3 separate regions of the Homo sapiens genome follow, and regions 2 and 3 are each linked to region 1. The links are chromatin loops, found by intact Hi-C in ENCODE. Cell type or tissue: OCI-LY7. All regions are shown on one strand. Links, peaks and the distances in the headings refer to the core of each region. The heading gives the core; the rest is flanking DNA. Region 1 overlaps AP1G1 (adaptor related protein complex 1 subunit gamma 1). Region 2 overlaps PKD1L3 (polycystin 1 like 3, transient receptor potential channel interacting). Region 3 holds the start of LOC124903712 (a long non-coding RNA gene).

Region 1 (11,003 bases), core at 4,111-8,110:
CAGTTGAGAACCGATTACCCCTTCTTAGGAATGCTTTTAATTAATCCTTGCATGTGTTCACTGGGAGATACATCCAAAAGCATTCATAGCAGGAACACTCCTAATGGTGAAATACTGGAAACAACCAAAATGTCTGTCATCTTGATAATGAATAAGTAAACTGATATATTGATATACTAAAATACTACACATGTACAACAGTAAAAAGTGAATTCACTAGAAATACACTTAACATGGATTATTCATAACTCATTCTCACAATTACAATGTTTAGCAAAAAAAGGTGCAAAAAAGAACACATTCAGTTGGATACCTTGTCTAAAAAGGTAAAAATTGGCAAAATAATACTACATACTATATCAAGAAATGCACAGGAATGGCAAACACCAATGTTAAACACTACTTTAGGATAGACAGTAGTTACGTCTGGAATCAAAAAGAAATGGGATGAGAGGGAAATACACAAAGAACATCAACCCTCTTAATATTTTATTTTACAAACTAGGTAGATCAAAACATTCATTAAATTTTGTAGATGTTAAATGCTGTATAATAAAATTTTCACACACACACACGCACCCTGTGAGGGGTGGTATAAAGTGGGGTGGGAAAAAGAAATAGATTACCATTCTTATTTAATCTTTCCAAATAAGAACAACTTGACAATCATACAATAGAAGATAATTCATAGAACATGAGGGATATCAAGATTCGAAGAAGAAGCATAAGGAAATTCAGTAAAATTAAGAGAATGTATTTAATATTTAAATAGATTTCAAACTACTTGTGAAATTAACTGAAAATATGCCATTTAAAAAAGAACTATCACAATGAAATAAAGGAAGGCTAGAATATCATCTTTTTTTAAGAAATTGACAGCAAGAATGAGGGGGAAAAAAGATACTAAAGAATACTAGAAAAGTAAATGACAGGCTGGGCGCGATGGCTCATGCCTGTAATCCCAGCACTTTGGGAGGTCGAGGCGGGTGGATCACCTGAGGTCAGGAGTTTGAGACCAGCCTGGCCAACACAGCGAAACCCTATCTCTACTAAAAATACAAAAATTAGCCGGGTGTGGTGGCACGCGCCTATAGTCCCAGCCACTCGGGAGGCTGAGGCAGGAGAATCGCTTGAATCTGGGAGGCAAAGGTTGCAGTGAGCCAAGATCACACCATTGCACTCCAGCCTGGGTGACAGAGCAAGACACCATCTCAAAAACAAAAACAAGTAAATGACATATTAAAAATTAGCAAAGAGAATAGAAATACGGATGGCTAAGCAAGCACGAGAAGCTAAAATAAATGCAAACACCATTTGTGCAGTCCAGCAGATTATCAATGAAGCAGACAAAGAAATATTCATACAGTTCTCCTAGTCTAAAAAATCAAATCGAGAAAATTTCCCCCAATTCCCATTTTCAAAACAATTTTAGAAATGTGTTCTCATGGAAAATCAGAGGCTACTCAAGATACAGGCAGCATATAGGTCCCCAACTCCCTCAAATTTTCACTTTTCTTTGTCCTGTAAAAGTATAGCAAGGTAGTTTAGGAGAAGAGCAGAAACTTACTGCTCCAAACCCTTTAAAAACACATGTTAAATCTATTCTGAATTTCTACTGACTTAAATTTCTATATAATGGGGTAAAACTGTAATGATAAATTAAGAAATCTAGAATTCAAAATTTTAAAACTTAATGTAAAAAGTGGAAAAACATCTTTAAAACACATTATGAATAAGGCAAGAAAACCCAGACTTTTTAACATTTTATCATTTTGCTTTAACATATAACACTAGGAAAACAAGACAGTAGGAACAAAAAGAAAAGACTCCACAATAAATGAGCTAAGGATACAGGAATGTTCAGAAAGGAACCTCATCTATAATACAAATATGTGAATAAATATTAAACATTCTCTGTGATCAAAAAATAATAGGGCCTCTCTCTGCTGACCAAGCCTGGCAGAGGGCTACAAAATTTAAAAAATAATAATAAAAATAAAATATAATAGGACCAAATTTTCACCCAATAGGGCTTTTTAAAATGATAATATACAATGCTTATGACTGTGCGGTTAAACATATAAATTGAGGAAAAGGTAAATAATATTTACCAAGTGCCTACTATGTATCATGCACTGAATAGGTCAATGGGCCTCACAAATATCTTATGGAGTAAGTATTAATCATCCTAATTTTAACCAGATTCAGAAAGACTAAGTCACTTAGTCTAACAAATTAATCTAAAATAAGAACAAATTGATGTAATATTTGTTGAGGCCGCTAGGTAAGAAAAATCTAGAAACAAAATACCCCATACTGGCTGGGTGCGGTGACTCATGCCTGTAATCCCAGCACTTTGGGAGGCCAAGGCGGGAGGATCATTTGAGGTCAGGAGTTCAAGACCAGCCTGGCCAACATGGTGAAACCCCATCTCTAATAAAAAAATACAAAAATTAGCTGGGCATGGTGGCACGTGCCTATAAATCCCAGCTACTCGGGAGGCTGAGGCAGGAGAATCACTTGAACCCGGGAGGCAGAGGTTGCAGTGAGCCGAGATCGTGCTGTTGCACTCCAGCCCGGGCAACAAAGCAAGATTCCGTTTCAAAAAAACCAAAAAAAAAAGCCAAACTACCCAATACTAACGAACTGAGTAAACAGAGCAAATTTGTTGATAAAGTATTAGTCACCTAAAATTATAATTATGAAGGCTATATATATTAACATGGAAATACTAACATATTAGGTGAAGTATATGCTATGGTTTAACTGTGGGGTTGTTTTTTCTTTGCCGGTTATCCAGTACAGCTTTGACATTTGAGGATTTGAAATTGACCATTTGTAAATGATTCATAAGTACATGACAAGTAACATTTTGAAATTTTGTTAAGACACAGACATAAATCCTATACTCTGTGACTCCACTGTATTAGGAAAAAAAAAAATCAGCCTGTGGGAATGAGCTTAGCTAACCATCCAACTTGTTATCCTATGTCTATTTTTTACTCAAGGTCATGTGTGCTTTAACTCTTCATTATCCTCTTAAAGAAGACAGCAAAACCCCGTCTCTACTAAAAATACAAAAAATTAGCCGGGCATGGTGGCATTCGCCTATAATCCCAGCTACTCAGGAGGCTGAGGCAGGAGGCTCACTTGAACGCAGGAGGCAGAGGTTGAAGTGAGCCGAGATAATCCCACTGCACTCCAGCCTGGCTGACAGAGTGAGACTCTGTCTCAAAAAAAAAAAAAAAAAGACACTTTAACCTTTCAGCTATACTTTACACTGAAATTTAGGATAGAAGTTGTAGGCCAGGCGTGGTGGCTCACACCTGTAATCCCAGCACTTTGGGAGGCTGAGGTGGGTGGATCACGAGGTCGGGACCAACCTGGCCTACATGGTGAAACCCTGTCTCTCCTAAAACTACAAAAATTAGCCAGGCGCAGTAGCAGGCGCCTGTAATCCCAGCTATTCAGGAGGCTGAGGCAGGAGACCTGCTTGAACCCAGGTTGCAGAGGCTGCAGTGAGCCGAGATCATGCTACTGCACTCCAGCCTGGGTGACAGAGTGAGACTCTGTCTCAAAAAAAAAAAAAAAAAGGCCAGGCGAAGTGGCTCACGCCTGTAATCCCAGCACTTTGGGAGGCCGAGGCAGGGGGATCATGAGGTCAGGAGTTCAGGACCAGCCTGACGAACATGGAGAAACCCCATCTCTACTAAAAATACGAAAATTAGCCAGGGCATGGTGGTGCGTGCCTGTGATCCCAGCTACTCAGGAGGCTGAGGCAGAAGAATCGCTTGAACCCGGGAGGCGGAGGTTGCAGTGAGTCGAGATCGTGCCACTGCACTCCAGCCTGTGCAACAGAGCAAGACTCCATCTCAAAATAAAAATAAAAGTTGTATTGGACTCGGGTTTATCATATTGCTGAACATGTCAATTACAAATGACTGGTATATATGAACAGAAGAAAAAATATTCCCAAATGAAAAGTTATGTTTGAATATTATGAGTGATTGCCCTTCAGTTGCTTTAATTACAGAAAGTGTGAAAGGGAAGAGGTAAGTAGCAGGTTAACATCTCTCCACAAATGGCCACAGCTACTGAAAACTAACCATTAGTGGGAAGGAACCAAGAAGAAGTCATGTCTTGGGACACTAAAAGCAAAGGTGATACGGGATATATTTTTTGAGCTTGAAAGAGAAAGTGTGTTTTTTTTTTTTTTTTTTTGGAGACAGAGTCTTGCTCTGTCACCCAGGCTGCAGTACACACTGGCGCGATCTCGGCTCACTGCAACCTCCGTCTCTCAGGTTCAAGCGATTCTCCTGCCTCAGCCTCCGGAGTAGCTGGGATTATAGGCATGCACCACTTCACCCGGCTAATTGTTGTATTTTTAGTAGAGATGGCGTTTCACCATGTTGGCCAGGCTGGTCTAGAACTCCTGACCTCAGGTGATCCACCTGCCTCTGCCTCCCAAAGTGCTGGGATTACAGGCATGAGCCACTGCGCCCAGCCAGGAAAAGTAGTTTCTATCTTAAAACACTATGAATAATTTATTCACCCAAAATTAGGAGTTTGCCTTTAAGAAATCCGTATAAATTATCTTTAGAGCATTATTAGTATACAACATATAACCCGGATATTGTGAAGATTTGACTCTTGCTTCTGATTTAGCCTCTCCCATCTTCAAATGATTCACGTGCTGGAAAGTCTGGGTTCAGTTTAGTTTTTCCCTGAGGCCTCTATCTTTTCCCAGGTATTAAATAGCTCCAGACTGCCTCACCTGTAAGGTTGATGTCTCCCAGCAAATCAAGAAGTTCTCCACCAGCAGAAGATGGTTTGCTTGTAGGCGCAGTTGGAATAACAGGTGTTATGTCATTTCCTCCCAACAAATCCAATAAATCATTGGCCTAAACAAGGTAACAACACCTCAATTCATTATTATTTGATTTGTCTAGTATACATCTAATGCAAAGCTCTTTCAATATGTAAAAATAAGGAAGGAAATCATCAACCAACCCAGGAACATTAAAGGGACTCAGCTAAGAGACAAGCTGTAAGGGACTATAAAATCGTAAGAAGCCCCAGATGAGCAAGTGAAAGGCTGGCTACCTGGCTGGTGGGCTGTGGCCCAGAGGGTGGCGGTTTGGTCTCTAGTGGAGCTGGTTCTGTCTCTCCATTTGTCTGCACAATCTCAGTAGGGCCATTTGTGGTCACTTTTTCCATGACAGGCATTCTCTCAAGTAGGGCAGACCTAGAAGAATCTGAAGTGGTTAAATTCTAGGCAGTTAACCTAGATTCCCTACCCAAAATAATCACCATTAACTATGTTGAGCCCAAGCATGGAGATCTATCTCCCCTCCCCATCCAACACACACACTAAAATAGAAGGTAGATTACAAGAATACATGACCTAAATTCCTGGCTGGATTAAGGGCAGACAAAAAAATCTTGAATAAACAGACTGCCCAGCTAAATCCCAAAGCATATATTTCAGTGGTAGAGAGACTGAGATGAAAGAAAGGTAAATCCATAGGTATTAACAGTCAAGAAGATACTGTATAATAGAAGAATAAAAGATGACCCAAACACTAGAATGTTAACAGTAAAAGAATTTGAATGAGATTATTTGTCTTGAAAAAATACAACTCCCACTTCTTTTTTTTTTGAGACAGAGTCTTGCTCTGTCGCCAGGCTGGAGTGCAGTGGCATGATCTTGGCTCACTGAAACATCCGCCTCCCAGGTTCAAATGATTCTCCTGCTTCAGCCTCTCGAGTAGCTGGGAATACAGGCATGCGCCACCATGCCCAACTAATTTTTTTGTATTTTTAGTAGAGACGGGGTTTCACCATGTTGGCCAGGATGGTCTCGATCTCTTGACCTCGTGATCTGCCCGCCTCGGCCTCCCAAAGTGCTGGGATTACAGGCGTGAGCCACCACGCCCGGCCTCCCACTTCTTAACTAAATAAAATAGAAAATAAAGCAAACTTTCCATATCAAAAAAAGTGTAAGTGTTGGAGGTGGAATGAAAGAGAGTTAATTTATTTCTTTAGAGACTAGGCAGAATAGAAGATGGACAAAACAGAAGCAGACAAGCAATTAGAACTAAATAGGGATACGAGGAACAATTAATAAAGCACAAGGAATGAATCTTCTTTATGGATTACCATGACAATTTAGTCAGGATGCTAAGAGATACACGCATTGCTTAGTTTCTTTCGCTCACCTCATGTGGTCATATTTCTTGAAAAGTGCATTATATTCTACTGCCCTCTGCTGGAGTTCCACATCAATGCTGCTTCCGTAGATGGAAACCACTTTCTTAATTCGGCTATAGATAAAATGACAAACGAAATAAAATACCCAAAAGAAAATTCACAAATAAGCAGAGATAATGTTTAATAAGCCAGAATTTTCTGGTTAAAATACTGAAATACTCATTTTTTCTTAATTTATATAGTTTTTCAAAAACAAAACACTTTACTTTCATCCATTTATCTGACATTCGCATTATACTATTCTCATTGTAACACTAGATTTTTGTCTGTTAAATATGCCATCCCCATTCAGCAACAATGATGGTGTGGAAAAAACACATATATATATGCCACTCCCTAAACTTTGCTAGACAAAAGTACCAACTATTACTTTGCCACAAAAGAAATTTGTACTGTTCATTCTCTTCTTTGATAATTTTTAAATAATTTTTAATCTATAAAAGGGTCAGAGCCTCAAAATGTTGACCCCAAATTCTTCCAGTTCAGAATTTTAAAAGTAATTCAATACCATTTTTTATAAGACTTCACATTTAAAAGTGAAGCAGAAAGACTACAAGAACTACGTTGGCCTTAAATATGCTTGGGTGGGAAAGTGACCTGAGAATCTACTTTATTCAAAAAAGCAAAGAGGAGAATTAAAAGATTTAATCACCAAAACATTCATGATTTTATTCCTATTAAGACTTGTCAAAATATAATAAACCAAAACCTTGGCCAGATTACAAGGTCAGGAGTTCGAGACCAGTCTGGCCAAAATGGTGAAACCCCATCTCCACCAAAAAATACAAAAATTAGCCAGGCATGGTGGTGTGCGCCTGTAATCCCAGCTACTCAGGAGGCTGAGGCAGGAGAATTGCTTGAACCCTGGAGATGGAGATTGCAGTGAGCCGAGATTGTATGCCACTGCACTCCAGCCTGGCAACAGAGCAAGATTCTGTCATAAAATAAAATGAAATATAAAATACAAATAAACCAAAACCTTTATATGGGGAAGTAGATTCTCAACTTAAAAAGAAAAAAAAAAGGTATTAGAAATCTCATTCTAAAAACGTAACTTTTAGGCCAGGTGGAGTGGGTCACATCTGTAATCCCTGCACTTTGGGAGGTCAGGGCAGGAGGATCACTTGAGCCCAGGAGTTTGAGACCAGCCTGGGCAAACAAACGAAACACTTTCTCTACAAAAAAATGTAAAAATTAGCCAGGCACGATGGTGTGCACTTATAGTCCCAGCTCCTCTGGAGGCTGAGACAGGAAGATCCCTTAAGCCCAGGAGTTCAAGGTTGCAGTAAAATATGATGGCGCCACTGCACCCCATCCTGGGTAAGAGAGCGAGACCCTGTCTCAACAAACAAACAAAACCCCCTAAACTTTTCTGCTTCAAAATAATCCACAAGGGAGTAAAAGAATGAGAGGGAACAAAGTGCTGATGAATAAAGATTAACCACAAATTGATCACTGTGACTGTGGAGAAATAAGTAATGGAAATTTGTGTTATTATTCTCTCTACTTTTGTCTATGCTTGAAATTTTCCATGATAACAAGTTTTTTGGGATTTTTTTTGTTTTTTAATTACAAAACAACCTGTTCACCCTATGTTTCTTCAATACTCACTTTACAGTACAAGTGAATCGAGTGGAAAGCTTCATAATGGCAGTGAGGGCATAACCTCGTGTCACAGAGGTGGACATATTAGAGATTAGGACACTTTCTAAAATATCCAACACTTCATCCTCTGTTACCTGAGGAGGAGGAGGAAAAAGAAGACGATGAAGAATGAGTAGCATGATTAAGCATCTAAATCTGATATCAAGTCAGGGGAAGCAGCCAGAAAGACAATCCTACCGTTACAAAAGCCTCTAACTCAACCTGTGCTTTGCCAGGGTAACTGTCCAAGCTGTTCTATCAACCAGAGTAGTTGGGGGTAAAAAAAAGTGCTCTGGTTCTATCAACCAGAGCAGGTGGGGGTAAAAAGAGTGAAAAATGACCACTGGGGCTGAGAGGCAATATTAGAGCTTCAAGTGGCAGAAACAGAAGAAGAAAAGAAAAACATACAGAGTTCAAGTGTTGTTGCCACAATTTTCCCTTTTAAAGCCAGTCCTTTAATGTGCAAATAAGAACATGGATACATGTCTCATTTCTTCTTGTTTACCAGCCAGAGGGTAAGAGAAACAGTAATTCAGTCCACTAGGACAGAGACTTGGGCCTAAAGTGGTTTTAAAATCTCACAATGGGGCCAGGCAAAGTGGCTCACACCTGTTTTGTTTTTTTTTTGTTTTTTTTGTTTTGAGACGGAGTCTGGCTCTGTCACCCAGGCTGGAATGCAGTGGCGCAATCTTGGCTCACTGCAAGCTCCACCTCCCGGGTTCACGCCATTCTCCTGCCTCAGCCTCCCGAGTAGCTGGGACTACAGGTGCCTGCCACCACGCCCGGCCAATTTTTTCTACTTTTTAGTAGAGATAGGGTTTCACTGTGTTAGCCAGGATGGTCTGGCTAACCACCCTGCAGGTGACCTCATGATCCACCCGCCTTGGCCTCCCAAAGTGCTGGGATTACAGGCATGAGCCACCACACTCAGCAATGCCTGTTAATCCCAACACTTTGAGAGGCCAAGGCAGGCAGATTGCTTGAGTCCAGAAGTTCAAGACCAGCCTGGGCAACACGGTGAAACCCTGTCTCTACAAAAAAAAAGTAGAATAAACTAGCCAGGGTGGTGCCTGCCTATAGTCCCAGCTACTCAGGAGGCTGAGGTGGGAAGATCGCTTGAAACCCAGGAGATCAAGGCTGCAGTGAATTGTGATCCCACCATGGCACTCCAGCTTGGGTGACAGAGTGAGACTCTATTAAAAAAAAAAAAACAAAAAACCTCACAATGGCTCAATAAGTTCCATCTCAAAAAATGGCAGGTTTTCCAATATAATTCGCGTTTGCTTCTTTAAAAAGTTGGGTATTTTTTAAATTTTTTTGAGACAGGGTCTCACTCCTGAGTAGCTGGGACTAGACACCATCATACCTGTCTAATATTTGTGTCTTTTGTAGAGACAGAGTTTCACCATGTTGCCCAGGCTGGTCTCAAACTCCTGGGCTCAAGCGATGCTCCCATCTCAGCCTCCCAAAGCGCTGGGATTATAGGCATGAGCCACCACGCCTGGCCTAAAAAGTTTTCAAGGAATCAACCTCAACTCCCCATTAAACACTACTCTCCTATAACCAAAACCACTATTTTCCCCCACTTAACCAAGAGTGACAAGGAGTACCTGAATAGGCTCTTCCTCTTCACACTGGCCAGATACAAGAAGATCACCATATTCACCTATACACCATGCAGCCACTTGTACCAAAGGTTGCTGTGAAAAGAAAAGTCAACGTTTCTCAAGAACTTCAATTTTTCCAAAGTTATTTAATGCAAATCATAGGTCATCTCATAATAAAGATCAAAACTGTGCATATCTAGAGTGTTAGAAATAAAGACATACCAAAGGGGAGAGAGGAGGGGGGAAAAAAAAGAAGAAAAACATACCAGAAAAATTGAGGGTAAAATTACCCCCTAAAATAGTTGAATGAAGTACTTACTTGAGAATAATCACCAAGAATTGCTTTGTACAGGCGCTGGACAGTATAGGCATGCATCTCCACACTATTAGTTATTAACTGGATTAAATTGGGGACTGCATCATCACGAACATAACTTCCTGCCTAAAAGGAAATGCAGACAATTACCCCTAGAAACACACAGAAATGATGATAACAAGTGTTAGCTATTATTATTACTGTGTGTTTTTTCCTTTCTTTTTTTGAGACAGAGTCTCGCTCTGTCACCCAGGCTGGAGTGCGATAGCGCGATCTTGGCTCACTGCAACCTCCACCTCCCAGGTTCAAGCGATTCTCATGCCTCAGCCTCCCAAGTAGCTGGGACTACAGGTACATGCCACCACACCTGGCTAATTTTTTCTATTTTTAGTAGAGATGGGGTTTCACCATGTTGGTCAGGGTGGTCTCGAACTCCTGACCTCAGATGATCCACCTGCCTCGGCCTCTCAAAGTGCTGGGATTACAGGCGTGTGCCACTGCGCCCAGCCATTACTATTGTTTTTAAAAGAAGAATACCAGAAAACACCCTCAAAGATAAATTTGGTTCCAATTCTCAGGTTCATAACAGCTCAAACTTCAAAGTCTTATTTAAATATGTTACATTTTTAAATTTTATTTTATTTTTAAAAATTTTCTCTTTGTCCAAAGGCCGGGTGTGGTGGCTCACGCCTGTAATCCCAGCACTTTGGGAGGCCAAGGCGGGTGGATCACAAGGTCAGGAGATCGAGACCATCCTGGCTAACACGATGAAACCCCGTCTCTACTAAAAATACAAAAAATTAGCCGGGCATGTGGTGGGTGCTTGTAGTCCCAGCTACTCAGGAGGCTGAGACAGCAGAATGGCGTGAACCCAGGAGGCCGAGCTTGCAGTGAGCCGAGTTTGCGCCACTGCACTCCAGCCTGAGCAACAGACTGAGACTCCGTCTCAAAAAAAAAAAAAAAAAAATTTCTCTTTGTCCAAATTAAAAAAGGAAGGCTGGACACAGTGGCTCACACCTGTAATCGCAGCACTTTGGATGGCTGAAGCAAGATGACTGCTTGAGGCCAGGAGTTTGACACAAGCCTGGGCCACACAGCAAGACTCCATCACTACCAACAATAATAATAATAATAATAATAATGTAAAGGTTTAAAACTTTATCACC
Region 2 (4,000 bases), core at 1-4,000, 210 kb after region 1:
ACATGGAGAAACCTGTCTCTACTAAAAATACAAAATTAGTCGGGCATGGTGGCGCATGTCTGTAATCCCAGCTGCTCAGGAGGCTGAGGCAGGAGAATCACTTGAACCTGGGAGGTGGAGGTTGTGGTGAGCTGAGATCGTGCCATTGTACTCCAGCCTGGGCAACAAGAGCAAAAATCCGTCTCAAAAACCAACCAACTAAACAAACAAACAAAAAACAAAGAATACAGAAAACTAGAATAAACAGAGAAATTGATATTAATTATTTAATTAACTGTGAAATATGAAAGGAAAAACCTTTTTTGTGCATCTAAAAACAAAATGGTAAAACCATAACACTAGAGAGTAATTTAAAACATGGGAATTGGGAGAGAGGTTACTCAAGAACGGTTAAAGCATTGCTAATTCTTTGTCATGTTCAGGCAGAAGAAACGTTATTCTTAGAAAATTAATATGGAGAAAAAGTGTGTTAAAAATTAAAAGTAACCAATAAAAAGAATTAGAAGAGGAAGAAGAGGAACAGAAGCAGGAAGTGGAAAAACAAGAGGAGAAAGAGGAAAAAATACAATGTATAGTTTCTAAACCAGCAAAGATTAAAAATACAAGAAGTGGTCAGGCATGGTGGCTCACACCTGTAATCCTAGCACTTTGGGAGACCAAGACATGCAGATCACTTGAACCCAGGAGTTCAAGAACTAGCTTGGGCAACATGGTGAGACCCTGTTTCTACAAAAATAGTTTTAAAATTAGCCAGGCATGGTGGCACACACCTGTAGTCCCAGCTACTCAGGAAGCTGAGGTGGGAGGATCACCTGAGGCTGGCGAGGTTGAGGCTACAGTGAGCTGTGATCCATGTCACAGCACTCCAGCTGGGGTGACAGAGCAAGACCCCATCTGAAAGAAACAACCAACCAACCAACAAACCAAGAGGCAGAGAACCTTAAAAAAAAAAAACCAAAAAAAACTACAAAACCTGTCAATTTGACAATGTGGAAAGTAGATAAAGGAAAGAGAATGGATTATAACAAATAATGCAAAATAATATGGTAAATTAAGTCCAAATGGATTGGTAATCATGGTTAATGTAAACATATTAAACTCATGTATTAAAAGAGATTATTAGATCTGGTTTTTTAAACATCCAGTTATATGTTGCTTGCAAGACATAACTCTAAGCAAAACCATAAAAAGGGCTGAAAGTAAAAAGATAAGAACAAACAATAGAAATAATATCAGTATGTCAACTTTCTTTAGTTAATATAAAATGGAATTTAAGATACAAAGTGTCAACAGGATCAAAGGGAGACCTATATAATAAAAAAAAAAGTATCCAGAAGAAATAACATACACTTAAATGCTCCTAATAAACATCCAATAGACATATAAAATATGTCTATACGGTAAAAACTTACATAACTGAAGGAGAATTAAACTCACAGTCTTTCCTCTATTGGAAACACAGAGATTAAACAGATAAAAAATCACATTTCTGCAACAAAAATGAGTATGTTTGAATAAATATGTCTATATATGTTTTAAAAATACTAGAACTTTGGATGCAATGGTATATGCCTGTAATCCTAGCTACTCGGGAAGCTGAGGTGGGAGGACTGCTTGAGCCTAGGTGTTTGGGACCAGCTTGGCAAACACAGTGAGACCCTATCTCAAAAATCAAAACAAAACAAACCTAGAACTGTATCAGGTCTAGGGAGGGGAAATAGTATTCGCTACCCCTTAAGTTTTGGTGAAGGAGAGAAAATTTCTACCAGTTTATTCCTATACACAAGCAACACACAATTTAAAACATATATTTTTGGTTTGTTTTTTAGAGACAGGATCTCATTTTTTTTTTCCCACTTCTTGCTGAGAGTCCATGATTTTTAGTTTCAAGACTTATTTGTTTTCTCTGTTTTGTTTTGAGATGGAGTCTTCACTCCTTCGCACAGGCTGGAGTGCAGTGGCGTGATCTCAGCTCACTGCAGCCTTGACCTCCCGGGTTCAACTTCCCTGCCTCAGCCTCCCCAGTAGCTGGGACTACAGGCGTGCACCACTGCGCATGGCTAACTTTTGTATTTTTGGTAGAGAAGGGGTTTTACCATGTTGGCCAGGCTGGTCTCGAACTCCTGACTTCAGGTGATCTGCCCACCTCAGCCTCCCAAAATGTTGGGATTACAGGAGTGAGACACCGTACCTTGGCCCTTCTCCTTGAATCTGATTTTCAAAGTTAGGACATAAAAGGCTAAAGCCCCTACTTAGTTCTGTTGAACTGCCCATTCTGGAGGGAGACAGCCACCCCTGTGAAAAATGCCACTCTCTTGAGGTTGCCACGCAGAAGCCATACATAGGTGCTTTGTTGACAGCCACAGATGAGCTCTCAGTTGACAGCCAGCGCCCCCTGCTGACCTTGTGAGCGAATCATTTTTGGAAATCTAACACAGAGGAGCTTACAGATGAGTAACAGACCCAGCCAGGATGAAAGATCCCAAGGGAAAACTCCCCAGCCATGGCCTCACTGAATTTCTGACCCACAAAACCAGGAGAAAAGTAACATGGTTGTTTTAATCCACTCAGTTTTGGGAGTAATTTCTTATATGCCGCAATTGTAATTGGAGCAGATCTTAACAAAGAAATACACATTTCTTGTTTGTTCTGGGAGTCAAGTACCAGAAGAAACAGTTCCATGTTTTTTTGCCTTTAGGCATTTTAATGTAAGGACGTGGTGTTTGGTTGATAGAGCCACTGAGGCTGGAGCACAGTGGCTGTATCTCGGCTCACTGCAACTTCCGCTTCCTGGGTTCAAGCCACTCTTCTGATTCAGCCTTCCAAGTAGCTGGGACTACAGTCTCATGCTACCAAGTCTGGCTAATTTTTGTACTTTGGTAGAGATGGGGTTTTGCTATGTTGGCCAGGCTGGTCTCAAACTCCTGGCCTCAAGTGATTTGTCCACCTCGGCCTCCCAAAGTGCTGGGATTACAGGTGTGAGCCACCATGCCCGGCTAGGACATGGTGTGTGGGCCTCTTGCAATCATCTTGTTCCCATGAGGAAAAAGCCGAGAGCCGTAATATTGAACCAGAAAGCTGAAGGTAAGAAGGAGGTCAGATAGCAGAGGTATATTCTCCTAGGAATATTCTCATCTTTAGCATTCAGGAGACATAGAAAGATACATGGATACCTAGAAAGATACAGAAGTTGATACGTATATTATACCGTTCTCCTGGTCTGTGAATTCACCAGTACATTGCTTTAATTATTTTGGTTTACTAACATCTTTGCATTTTTTGAGATGGAGTTTCGCTCCGTTGCCCAGGCTGGAGTGCAGTGGCAATCTTGGCTCACTGCAACCTCTGCCTCCCAGGTTCAAGCAGTTCTCCTACCTTAGCCTCCCGAGTAGCTGGGATCACAGGTGTGCACCACCACGCCTGGCTAATTTTTGTATTTTTAGTAGGTCTTGCTATGTTGGCTAGGCTGGTCTTGAACTCCTGACCTCAAGTGATCTGCCTGCCTCAGCCTCCCAAAGTGCAGGGATTGCAAACATGAGTCACGGTGCCTGGCCAGTTTACTAGTGTCTTTGAAAGTCAGTTGAAGGCTACAGCCCTCTAATACTTTCCTTTATTTTTATATTTTGTTCTCATAAATATTTGTATCATCGAAGTAGTGGTATCCTTTTTATATTCCATTGATCTGAGTGATTCTTTTATTCCTAGATATCTTAGTAAATTTATAAATGATTCTCTAGGTAAACAGTTTCAGAAAATAAGGGCAATATTTATAATTTTTATACTTCGAATCTCTTTTTGTCTTCCTTCTGATTTTTAAGGTAATGGTTACACCAGTTACAACCACAACAGTAATGCTTATGTATGTTTGAAATAATACATTAATAAAATGTTAATTTGCATTAAAAACAATTCAATCGTGAACAATTCAATTAATAGTGAACATCAATATTCACTGTTAATAGTAATTTTCCAACAGTACCTAAAGGAAAAGAGCTCTCTC
Region 3 (11,003 bases), core at 3,755-7,754, 74 kb before region 1:
TTGAGACCAGCCTGAACAAAACGGTGAAACTGTGTCTCTACAAAAAATAAAATTAGCCAGGTGTGGTGGTGCATCCCTGTGGTCCCAACTACTTAGTAGGCTGAGGAGGAAGGATCACTTGGACCCAGGAGGTCAAGGCTGCAGTGAGCTATGATTGCACCACTGCACTCCAGCCTGAGTGACAGAGTGAAACCATGTCTCTAAAAGCAAAAAACAAACAAAACAAACCCCACAAAAAACAAATAAACTCCACAAAACTAGTTTTCACTTAAAGGTGATGTACACATTAGGTAAACCTGATTACAGGCCTAAAATAGGAAGACATGTCATCTATTTGTTAATTTATAGTGAGAAGGCAAATGACACCTTCTGGAAGGACATTATCTGTAAATACAGTTTTCAAAAAGTACACAAAAAGGTTTGCACATAAAGACTGTAATTCAAAGGCGGTTTGGTAAAGCTAGGAGCAAAAACCAAATTAACTTTAGTGGTACGTCCTTTTCTCTCCAATGCAAAAGCTCAAAATTGCCCAAAGAAGCCACAGCAGAATGTTGTAATTTCTCTTTAAATATCATAACTATATTCATTTTCAGAGATGAAAGCCTGAATCTTCTCAACCTGTCTGAAATTGTTTACAACACAGAAACCTCTTTAAGGATTTAACAGTTATTTCAACTATGAGTTACTGCCTCATAAAACAGTGTCATATTTTGTTTCATAAAAATTGCAAATAAGTCTCCACTCATAGTTGGACTATTAGGTAAACGCTCTGTAAATACAGTTCCAAAGGTCACTCCAATGATAAGTCACTGCAGTCTGTTTAGCCAATGATTCTGCTCTTCCGAAAAAAATCCTATGATACTTACTTTAAGGCCTTGGAGAAGAGGGTGTCTGGCAGCCTCGTGAGTGCATTATGCTGAAGATCCAGCACCTCGAGGGGGATGTGCTCTACCAGTGTTGGAAGGTTTTGCACATGATTGTGTCCCAGCATCAGTTTTCTAAGACTCAAGCTACTCAGAATTCTAAGGGGGGAGCATACAAACAAACACATTAAAAACTTACTTAAATCATTCTTTCTGAGGCTGTCCTAGCCTATTTAACTGAAATTAGTTAACTTATAGAAACATATTCTCCTAGATTGTATACTCACTGACAAGTGCCTGAGCCAAGAAAGCAGCTATGACCATATGTTTACCTACCACCCACCAGGAAGTCATTAAGGTCATTCTGAGAAAAGGTGAATTAATGAAGGCAAACAGCACAGAGGAGATCTATACTAAAAAGGCAATTTCTAGAATAAATCAATTTAGATTTTAAGTCTAAGCAGCACCAAAAATTCAGTATATTAATATTAACACATCTTGTGAATAAATTCATAACATTTCATTACAATAAAAACTACTATTTATGGAGTGCTTAAAATGTGCTAAGCCACTTAACAATGAAGTTAATTCAGAAAGGTTCAGTAACTTTGATTTGCCTAAGATTTCACACTGCATAGTAAATGGTAAAGTCTGGACTTGAATTAAGGTTTGACTCCAAAGATTGTGTTCATATTTAGTATGTTAAACGCCTCTAGTTTAATTTTAAAGACTCCATAGAAAATAACATTTTATACCTCAATGCTTTGGAATGTATCATTCCCTGCCGCCTTCACCAAGCCCCACTCTCTTTCTCCCACCACTTAGAAAAATCCCATCATCTAGTAAAGGTCAATTCAAATGCCATCTTCTCCATGAAACATTCCCTAATTATTCAAATTTCTTCTGATTTTCTCCATTTAATTTATACAGTGTAGTGATTAAGAGTGAAGGCTCTGGCCGGGGGTGGTGGCTCATGCCTGTAATCCCAGCACTTTGGGAGGCAGAGGCGGGCAGATCACAAAGTCAGGAGATCGAGACCATCCTGGCTAACACGGTGAAACCCCGTTCTCTACTAAAAATACAAAAAAAAATTTAGCCGGGCGTGGCAGCATGTGCCTGTAGTCCCAGCTACTCCGGAAGCTGAGGCAGGAGGATGGTGTGAACTCAGGAGGCAGAGCTTGCAGTGAGCCGAGATCGCGCCACTGCACTCCAGCCTGGGCGATAGAGCGAGACTCTGTCTCAAAAAAAAAAAAAAAAAAAAAAAAAAAAGAGTGAAGGCTCTGGAGTAAAAACGACTACATCCAAGGCCAGGTGTGGTGGCTCACGCCTGTAATCTCAACACTTTGGGAGGCTGAGATGGGCCCATTGCTTGAGCCCAGGAGTTTGAGACCAGTGTGGCCAATATAGCAAAGCCCCGTCTCTACTAAAAATACAAAAATTAGCTGGGTGTGGTGGTGTGCACCCATAGTCCCAGCTACTGAGGGGGAGCTGAGGACAGAGAATCACCTGAGCCCAGCAGGTTGATGCTGCAGTGAGGAGTGACTGTGCCACTACACTCCAGCCTGGGTGACAGAATGAGACCCTGTCTCCAAAAAAAAAAGACTACCTTCAAATGCCAGCTCCCGTCACTTCCTGGTTAAGTGTAACCTTCAACAAGTTACCTAACTGCTCTAAGCTTTACATTCCTCATTTCTAAGATGAAGATAACAGCACCTATTAAATATATGATAAGGTTTTTAAAGGATTAGGTAAGATCATAAAAGTGATGTTCTTAGAACATTGCTCAGCTTATAATAGCTCATCCTATAAAAATTAACTATTATTACTATCATGTCACCAACCTATGGCAGCAACTCTTAGTGTATTTATTTCATCACAGTTATCCACATATGTTACACTATCTTCTCATTAAGTTCCTTGCAAGCCAAGCCCATGCTTTAGCCTTTACTATGTTCCTTACAGCACATCACACTGCCTCATGCTCAGCAGGTACTCAACACACTGAACAAATAAAAGGCAACCCAAATCTAGAAAAAAATTTAAATACGCACACACGTAAATGTTAGTATATACATAATATATGCATCCAGGCACACATACCTCACGGGAACCTCTGTGAGAAGATTATAGCTCACATCTAATACTTCTATCTTCTTTGCTTCACAGGCCCAGTCAGGGACACACTCTAGCAGGTTTCTGCAGAAAATAAATAATTAAATGGCACCATTTAAGATGACAAGTGGAACTCATTTCAGTAGGCTATAATGTATCCATTAACCAGCCTGTGAGCCCTTGAGGGCAGGAACACTGTCTCCAAGGCATCCCTTGGAACACTGCCTGGAATATAGTAGGTGCTCATTGAATGCTGCTGAATTAGAAGGGAGAGGAGAGACAAGTACCTGAAAATGTATAATACTGGATCAATTATGTTGCATGCTCAAAGAAGATAAAAAGGCTTTCTGCAATAGAAAAGCACACTTGTGGTGGGATGGGATGAGGGAAAGACAAGGAATTATAATTAACAAACCTTCAAAGATGAGTTAAGACTTCCACAGGTAATGACTGGGTGAGAAGAGAAGCAAATTCCAGGGAAAATTAACAGAATGAATACAAGTGAGACAGTAGAAGCAAAAGATAACTAGTGGGGGAAAAGTTTCAAACCATTTAGAATGTGAGCTCAAATAATTAGTAGAGCACTAGGCAGATATTTAGTCAAGAGAATTTTTTTTCAGATGTGACAGCTTCTCTAGGCCTCAAGGTATCTACAGGTTTATCAAGCGATATAATGAGGCAGAATGAAGCAGCGCTATGTAAGAGAAACACACATATTGCTATACCTTAGTGAAGGAAACCCTTTACCTAAAATGGATCAAAACAAGCTCTCTAAGAAATATGTGGGTTAGAATATGAAGATGTTGTACAAAGGCCTGAGGTGAGGAGCACATTCCAAGCACAGGGTGGCAACATGAGCTAGAGCACAGAGGCAAGAGAAGAAACATATGATGTGTATGGGGAATAACAAGCAGCTTGGTGATGCTGGAGCACCCGGAGGAGACGGCCTGGGCTGGAGATCTGAGTGTAGCTGAAATAACTGCAGTAAATGAGGTCACGTCCAATGAAGTATAGCAGACCAAGGACAGAACCTTGGGGATAATCGACCTTTAAAGGGCTAGCTGAGGAAGAAGGGTATGCAAAAGAAACATGGCCAAAGTGGCATGAAAAAAAATCAGACTGTATTAGCTAGCCAAGGAAAAAGCATGTTTGGAGAAAAGAGAGCAAAATTAACTGTGTCAACACAGAAAAGTTCCAATAAGAGCAGAACTAAACTGAGCTGTTAGAGGGATAAGCAGATGGGGACTGAAGAAACTAAGCCAACAAATGCACATAATTCTTGAGAAATTTGGACAAAAGGGGGAAGAAAGGAATTAAGAAAATAGTTAGGGGGATTGTGAGGTAAAGGGAACTTTGTTATGACAGAAGAGACAAAGTATGTGTACAGACTAAGAAAAAAGAGGCTGAAAACACACACACACACACACACACACACGAGAGGAGGGGAAGAGGAGGGGGAGAGAGGAGGACAATAATGACGACGAACAGTGCAAGGTCCAGGGCAGTGGGAGTGGAGGAGTCACAGGCACAGACAGCTGGACTGGCCATGAACAGAGGAGAGAAGCTGAGAATGAATACGCATCTATATAAATTCAAGCAAGGTGGGTGTTTGGAAGCTGAGGGAAATTGCCCACAATGGCCTCTATTTTCCCAATCAAGTAGGAAGCTAAGTTCCAGCATGGAGGAGACTGGGGAGGGGGACACTGAGGGAGGTAGATGCTGAGGACACTGGAAGGAGCTGGCAAGACAAAGAACCAATAAGCTCCAGATGAGGTTGGAAATTTTGAGTTTGTAGTGGTGTCTACTTGGATGTGATTTTCTTCGGCAATGATCAAGCTCAACGGAAAAGGTAAAATTTTAGTACTGATCCATGCTGGGGTTTTGCTGGGAAGATAAGCAGGAAGAAATGGAAGGGAATCTAAAACATTAGCTTAAAATGATAATGATAAAGTAACGAAATCAACAAAAAGAAACCTGGCTACAACAGTTAGTATTTCTTGAGATGACTACACGTCAGGTACTATCTTATGCATTTTGCATTTATCATCTCACTCAGTCTTCACAACAACCCTGACCAAATAGGACCCTGCCCACTGCCCCTTTGATCTGCTTTGGGCACCCTGTACTCACAGCACTTAGGATGCTGCCCTGTCACTGCTTGTTTGATTGTTCATCTTGCCACTAGACTGCAAAACTCTACCGCTGAACCCAGAATGCCCAACAGTGGTTATAAATGAATAAAAAGTAATAAAATCCTGAATATAATTAATGTCCCTTCAAAAATAAGACCAACATGAGTTATAGGAGTACAAAAAAATTAAATAATATTTTAAAAACCCACTATCTGGCTGGGCTCGGTGGCTCACGCCTGTAATCCCAGCACTTTGGAAGGCCAAGGCAGGCAGATCACAAGGTCAGGAGATCCAGACCATCCTGGCTAATGCAGTGAAACCCCATCTCTACTAAAAAAACAAAAAATTAGCCAGGCGTGGTGGTGGGCGCCTTTAGTCCCAGCTACTCGGGAGGCTGAGGCAGGAGAATGACGTGAACCCGGGAGGCAGAGCTTGCAGCGAGCCGAGATCACGCCACTGCACTCCAGCCTGGCCGACAGAGCAAGACTCCGTCTCAAACAAACAAACAAACACCCACTATCTAAAAATCAAGAATTATCTGATTCCAACTGACAAAACGGGAATCAGTGCCTTGAAGATAACAGGTCTTCCTTGTTTGCATCTCATCCTACATCTATAGTCTTTAAGAAAGAGTAATTCACAGACACCTTACTATTTCAAGAGAATCCTTCCTTTATACAGTAAGGCTATTAAACTTATTCGTCCATTCATCCTTTCTCCTTTTTCCAGGTTATCCAAGTATTTCAAAATACTTAGATTTCTTGTACATCAAAACTGCCAAAAAATCCACATGTATCTCTTAAATAGTAAGAAGCAAGCGCCACCCTCATGAAAGACACTCACCGGGAGAGATCCAAGAAAGTGAGCAGGCTGGGTACTGGATAGACGTTCACTGCTGTCAGCCCTAATCCAAAAACAAACAGGTGTTAGTGACATCCTCTAAAAAAGAAAGTAACTGAGAGCTGACAATGGAAAAGTAGCTTAGTGAAATCACCAGAGAGAAAACTGATGTATTCTACCAAGATGAGCTAAAGACAAAAACTACTGAAAACTCACTTTGACTAACTGATCCCAATTTGTCTTGAAAAACAAATGTAACAGCTAATTGAAGGATCCTGTGTACTGCACTGCCTTTATACAATATTAAGCAGTAGTTAAATGTTAACAGTAACTACTTAGCTTTTTAACTTGATAAAAATAATTAGACTTTTACTGGCAATATTTTAACTTTTAATTGAAGTATAACAAAAATACAGAAGAGTGCAACAATTCAGTAAATTTTCACAAACTGAACACACTAGTGGAACCAACACCCGGATCAAGAAACAGAACATTACCAGCTCCCTGGGAACTGCCCCATGTTTCCCTTTCCAGTCACTTCCCCTCAAGGAGTCCTGACTCCAAGTACCAAATTACTTTTACCTGTCTACATAAATATATGCATGCGGTATGTATAATTACTTTTGCCTATCTATGTAAACATATGCATGCAGTATGTATAATTATTTCTGCCTATCTACATAAATATATGCACACAGTATGTATAATTTACTTGTCTGGCTTCATTCACTCCACAATATGCTTACAGGATTTGTTTATACAGTTGCATATGATTATAGCTCATTCATTCTCATGCCTGTAAAAAATTATTTTATGTGAATATACCACAATTTATTTGCCCATTTTAGAGTTGATGACATGTTAAGTCTTTTCCAGTCTGCAGTTACTATGAATAGTACTTCTGTGAACATATTTGTCCGTGTCTTTTGTGGACTAATATAAGTCCTTATATTGAACGTAAGCCTAGAAGAGGCACTGCTGGGTACAGGGTATGTTTCTGTTCACCTTAGCAGATACTACTGAACAGTTTTCCAAAGTGGTTGTACCAATTTACACTCCAACAGCTGCCCCTGGGATTTTTAGGCCTTTCCATTCTAGTCATTCTGGTAGGTGTATAGTGGTGCCACGCAGGAGTTTCAATTTGCATATCCCTGATGACTAGTCAAGTTCAGTGCTTTCCCTATATTAACTGATCACATTTAGATAACTTCTTTTTGTAAAGCAGAGTTCTTGACTTTGAGGCATCAAAACTGCAAGTTTTTATGTGAATTCTTCCAGGTTGTAGAATTTAAGGATTTTGTAAACGGAGTAGCAGACCTCAAACAAGCCCTGTTCAGTTAACTGCTGTGATAGAATCCTGGTGACTTTTTCATGTATTTAAGTATTTAAATACTATTAAAATATTTCATTTATCTGTACATACTTAAATATTTACAAAGAGTAAATATTTAGGACTGTGTGCCTGTTGATGAGGTCTTTTCCAGTAGGGCCAGGAATTCACTGTTTAGACACATTAAGGATAGGGATGGGCCTGATAACAAAAATCTCCACAGCTAGGACTTACTACAATGTCAGGCATCTATAAACAGCATAAGTCAACACTCACCAGTTTTAACACTCTTCTGACCAAGCAATTAATCTAAGCTACAATTTGAAGCTTCTATAACATAATAAAAGGCAACGCAAACAGAAGTCCTCAACTTTTATCTGTATAATCTAGTTTACAGATACAGAAAAATAAAGAGCATAAAATAATGAACCCTCTTTCACCTATCATATAGCTTTTAACAAACCTACATTCTGCTTTATATGTGGCAGACTTTTTTTTTTTTTTTTGAGATGGAGCTTTGCTCTTGTTGCCCAAGCTGGAGTGTAATGGCATGACCTTGGCTCACTGCAACCTCCACCTCCGGGGTTCAAGCAATTCTCCTGCCTTAGCCTCCCGAATAGCTGGGATTACAGGCACGCGCCACCATGCCCAGCTAATTTTTTGTATTTTTAGTAGAGATGGGGTTTCACCATAATAGCCAGGCTGGTCTTGAACTCCTGACCTCAGGTGATCTGCCCACCTAGGCCTCCAAAGTGTTGGGATTACGGGCTTGAGCCACTGTGCCAGGCCCAGACTTTTTTTTTTTTTTTTAAAGAATTAAAATACCACACATACCAAGAGTAAACATCATCCTGAATATGGTTTTCATCACTCTCATGTATTCTTTCATAGTTATGGCATATTTATAACGAAGAAAACAATATTTCTGTGAGTGTTTTAAATTTTGATATAACTATCACAATATACATTTAATTATGCACTTTTCCTTGCTCAAAAAAAAGTGTGCAATTTATCCATATTACCATGCAAAGCTTTAGTACATTCATTTTCACTGCTGTGCAATATTCTATTGCATGAATATATCACTACCGATTTGCCCATTTTCCTATTAATAATCCTACTTTTAGGCCGGGTGTAATGGCTCACACCTGTAATCCCAACCCTTTGGGAGGCTGAGGTGGGCAGCTAACTAGAGGTTAGGAGTTCAAGAACAGCAAGGCCAATATGGTGAAACCATGTCTCTACTAAAAATACAAAAATTAGATGGGCATGGTGGCACACTCCTGTAATCCCAGCTACTCAGGAGGCTAAGAGAAGAGAATCGCTTGAACCTGGGCAGCAGAGGTTGCAGTGAGCTGAGACCAGGCAACTGCACTCCAGCCTGGGCAACAGAGCTAGACTCCGTCTCAAAATCCTACTTTTTCATGCTCACAAAAAGTGATAAACAATCTGTTATACATCTCCTTGTGCACATGTGGGTGTCTTTGGGATATATCCCAATCAGGAAACTTCTAGAATATGGTATGTGTGTGTCTCGACATCTCTAACACTGTCACATTACTCTCTGGGGTGGTTTTACCAGTCACCTCTCACTGGCAGTGTGTGAGTGCTCAGGAAGATGCTTCTCCTCGCCTCTGGAAACACTCAGAATTACCTTTTTTTAAATGTGATGAGTATAAAATGTTATTATTTACATTTGCATTTTTCTGACAGTAAAATTTAACCTATTTTCCTTTCCTTCCTTAAACACATATCAAAAGTAAACAAAGGTAAAGAACTTTCCATAAAAAGAATGGCCTCGACAAATATGAGGACCTTTTCATTGAAAAATATTCTTAGAGCAAATCACTATTGAAATCAGTGGCTTCTCATTCTAGCACTGAGGCTACACAAGCTTTTAAACCACGAATTGGCAAACTTTTTCTGTAAAAGGCTAAATAGTAAACATTTTAGGCTTTGCGGACCATATCACAGTCTCTCTTACTACTATTCAATTCTGCCACTGTAGCACAAGAGCAAGAATGTATAAACAATATGCAAGCAAACCACTGTGGCTGCATTCCAGTACAACTTCATTCAGAAACATAGAAACTTGAATTTCATAGTAATTTTCACATGTCACAAAATTCTTCTTTCTTTTTTTGAGATGGGGTCTCACAAGTCTCACCCAGTTCTCTCATGAGAACATGCAATGGCACGGTCTCAGCTCACTGTAACCTCTGCCTTCCAGGCTCAAGTGATCCTCCCATCTCAGCCTCCTGAGTAGCTGGGACCACAGGTTTGCCACCATGCTGGCTAACTTTTGTATTTTTTGTAGAAATGGGGTTTCACCATGTTGCCCAGGCTAATCTCGAACTCCTGAGCTCAGGTGATCAGCCCACCTCAGCCTCCCAAAGTGCTGGGATTACAGGCATGAGCCCCCATGATTGGCCACAAAATTCTCCTTTTGACTTTTTTTTTTACCCAACCATTAGAAAAATGTAAAAACCATTCCGTATGGGCCATAAAAAAAGAGGTGGCAGGCCAGATGCAGTCCTGGGGTATAGTTTGCCAACCTGTTTTAGACTATTATTGATGCTCTGTTTTGAACATGCTTGCCCACCTCCCCACCACCACTATTCTGTGGAATGCCTCTTATTATGCTCAATTAGTAAAGCTCAAAGTATCCTGCCATGTCTTTTTATGCACACTGCAACCACTTAAGTATTGACAGCAAAGTGAAGAGATAAAGCTTTGCCTCAATGAGCCACAAACCCCATCCTGCAGAGTGGCTGAGGAACACCACAGGTGCCACTGTTCTCAGAAAGCACTGACAACAGCTGAAAGAGAAAAAACAAAAGGCTGCAGAGAAAACTCACTGTTGGAACTGGCATAGAGGGTCCGAAGGGAAAAGCCACTGAGTGTTAGCTCCCTCAGCTGATTCCGCCCACAGTGCAGCTGTTCCAAGCTGCATAAGGAGCTAAGATCCAAGTCAGTCAGTCGGTTGTCCCGCAGATCCACGTGGGTGATGTGTTTATTTCCCTCCAGATTTTCAATAACCATGGTTTTCAAATGGTTCATCCTTAATACGCAGAAACAAGAAAATAATCATAAATAAGAGTCTATTAAATGTGCTTACCAGAATAAAAATAAAAAATAGGACAGGTATGATCCCTTTCTCTGTTTACTTTTTTTTTTTGAGATGGAGTTTCACTGTGTTGCGCAGGCTGGAGTGCAATGGCGTGATCTCGGTTCACTGCAACCTCTGCCTCCCAGGTTAAAGCGATTCTCCTGCTTCAGCCTCCCAAGTTGCTGGGATTAGAATCACCCCCACCATGCCAGGCTAATTTTTTGTATTTTTAGTAGAGCTGGGGTTTCACCATGTTGGCCAGGCTTGAACTCCTAACCTCAGATGATCTGCCTGCCTCGGCCTCCCAAAGTGCTGGGATTACAGGCATGAGCCACCGTGCCCGGCCCCCTTTCTCTGTTTCCTAAACAACTTAAGAATTTCACTACTCGCCTCATTTTGCAAGGTACTATATAAATAATTAGTTGATGAATAACTCAAGGTACAGCTAAGTTAGACAATCCAAATTGGCAAATACGTATACAAATTAATAAAGAGAAGGAAAAAAGAGGCCATATCTACGAACAGTTAAACACTTATATCCAAATACCTAATAATGTCAGGTGGGCACTAAGTAGGACAAAGGAACAGGAAGATGAACACAACCTTTTGAGTCAGTG

What was found. Hi-C counts contacts between places; a loop is a spot of excess contacts. Peaks named below come from ENCODE experiments on the same cell type or tissue, not always from the same donor. Only the 100,000 strongest peaks of a DNase experiment are listed, where the experiment ranks them.
Region 2: a loop joins it to region 1, with 3 times the contacts of the local background. A loop is called at or near these places in 20 of 110 quality-filtered maps.
Region 3: it touches region 1 in a loop (2.8-fold over the local background); 13 of 110 quality-filtered maps call a loop at or near these places.

The regions. Positions count from the first base shown.
Region 1 is chr16:71,740,370-71,751,372 of GRCh38, forward strand. AP1G1 (adaptor related protein complex 1 subunit gamma 1) reads right to left here. Exons shown (of 23, transcript NM_001128.6): 14 at 9,841-9,963; 15 at 9,525-9,614; 16 at 7,882-8,009; 17 at 6,219-6,323; 18 at 5,104-5,245; 19 at 4,775-4,901. Among named protein-coding and RNA genes, the nearest start is that of SNORD71, 13 kb to the right of the region's middle. In OCI-LY7, for the core only: CTCF peaks have their summits at 6,292 (motif pointing left) and 6,510; a DNase peak (open chromatin) is centred at 6,262.
Region 2 is chr16:71,959,226-71,963,225 of GRCh38, forward strand. PKD1L3 (polycystin 1 like 3, transient receptor potential channel interacting) reads right to left here. Exons shown (of 30, transcript NM_181536.2): 16 at 3,980-4,000. Among named protein-coding and RNA genes, the nearest start is that of PKD1L3, 39 kb to the right of the region's middle. In OCI-LY7, for the core only: CTCF peaks have their summits at 2,384 (motif pointing left) and 2,587; DNase peaks (open chromatin) are centred at 816 and 2,376; H3K27ac peaks cover 1,983 bases.
Region 3 is chr16:71,666,312-71,677,314 of GRCh38, forward strand. It overlaps PHLPP2 (PH domain and leucine rich repeat protein phosphatase 2), which reads right to left. Exons shown (of 19, transcript NM_015020.3): 9 at 10,136-10,338; 10 at 5,951-6,011; 11 at 2,964-3,059; 12 at 867-1,022. LOC124903712 (a long non-coding RNA gene) reads left to right here and starts at 4,489. Exons shown (of 2, transcript XR_007065109.1): 1 at 4,489-4,576. RefSeq lists an enhancer at 4,275-4,569. In OCI-LY7, for the core only: no CTCF peak of the experiment used is centred there; no DNase peak of the experiment used is centred there.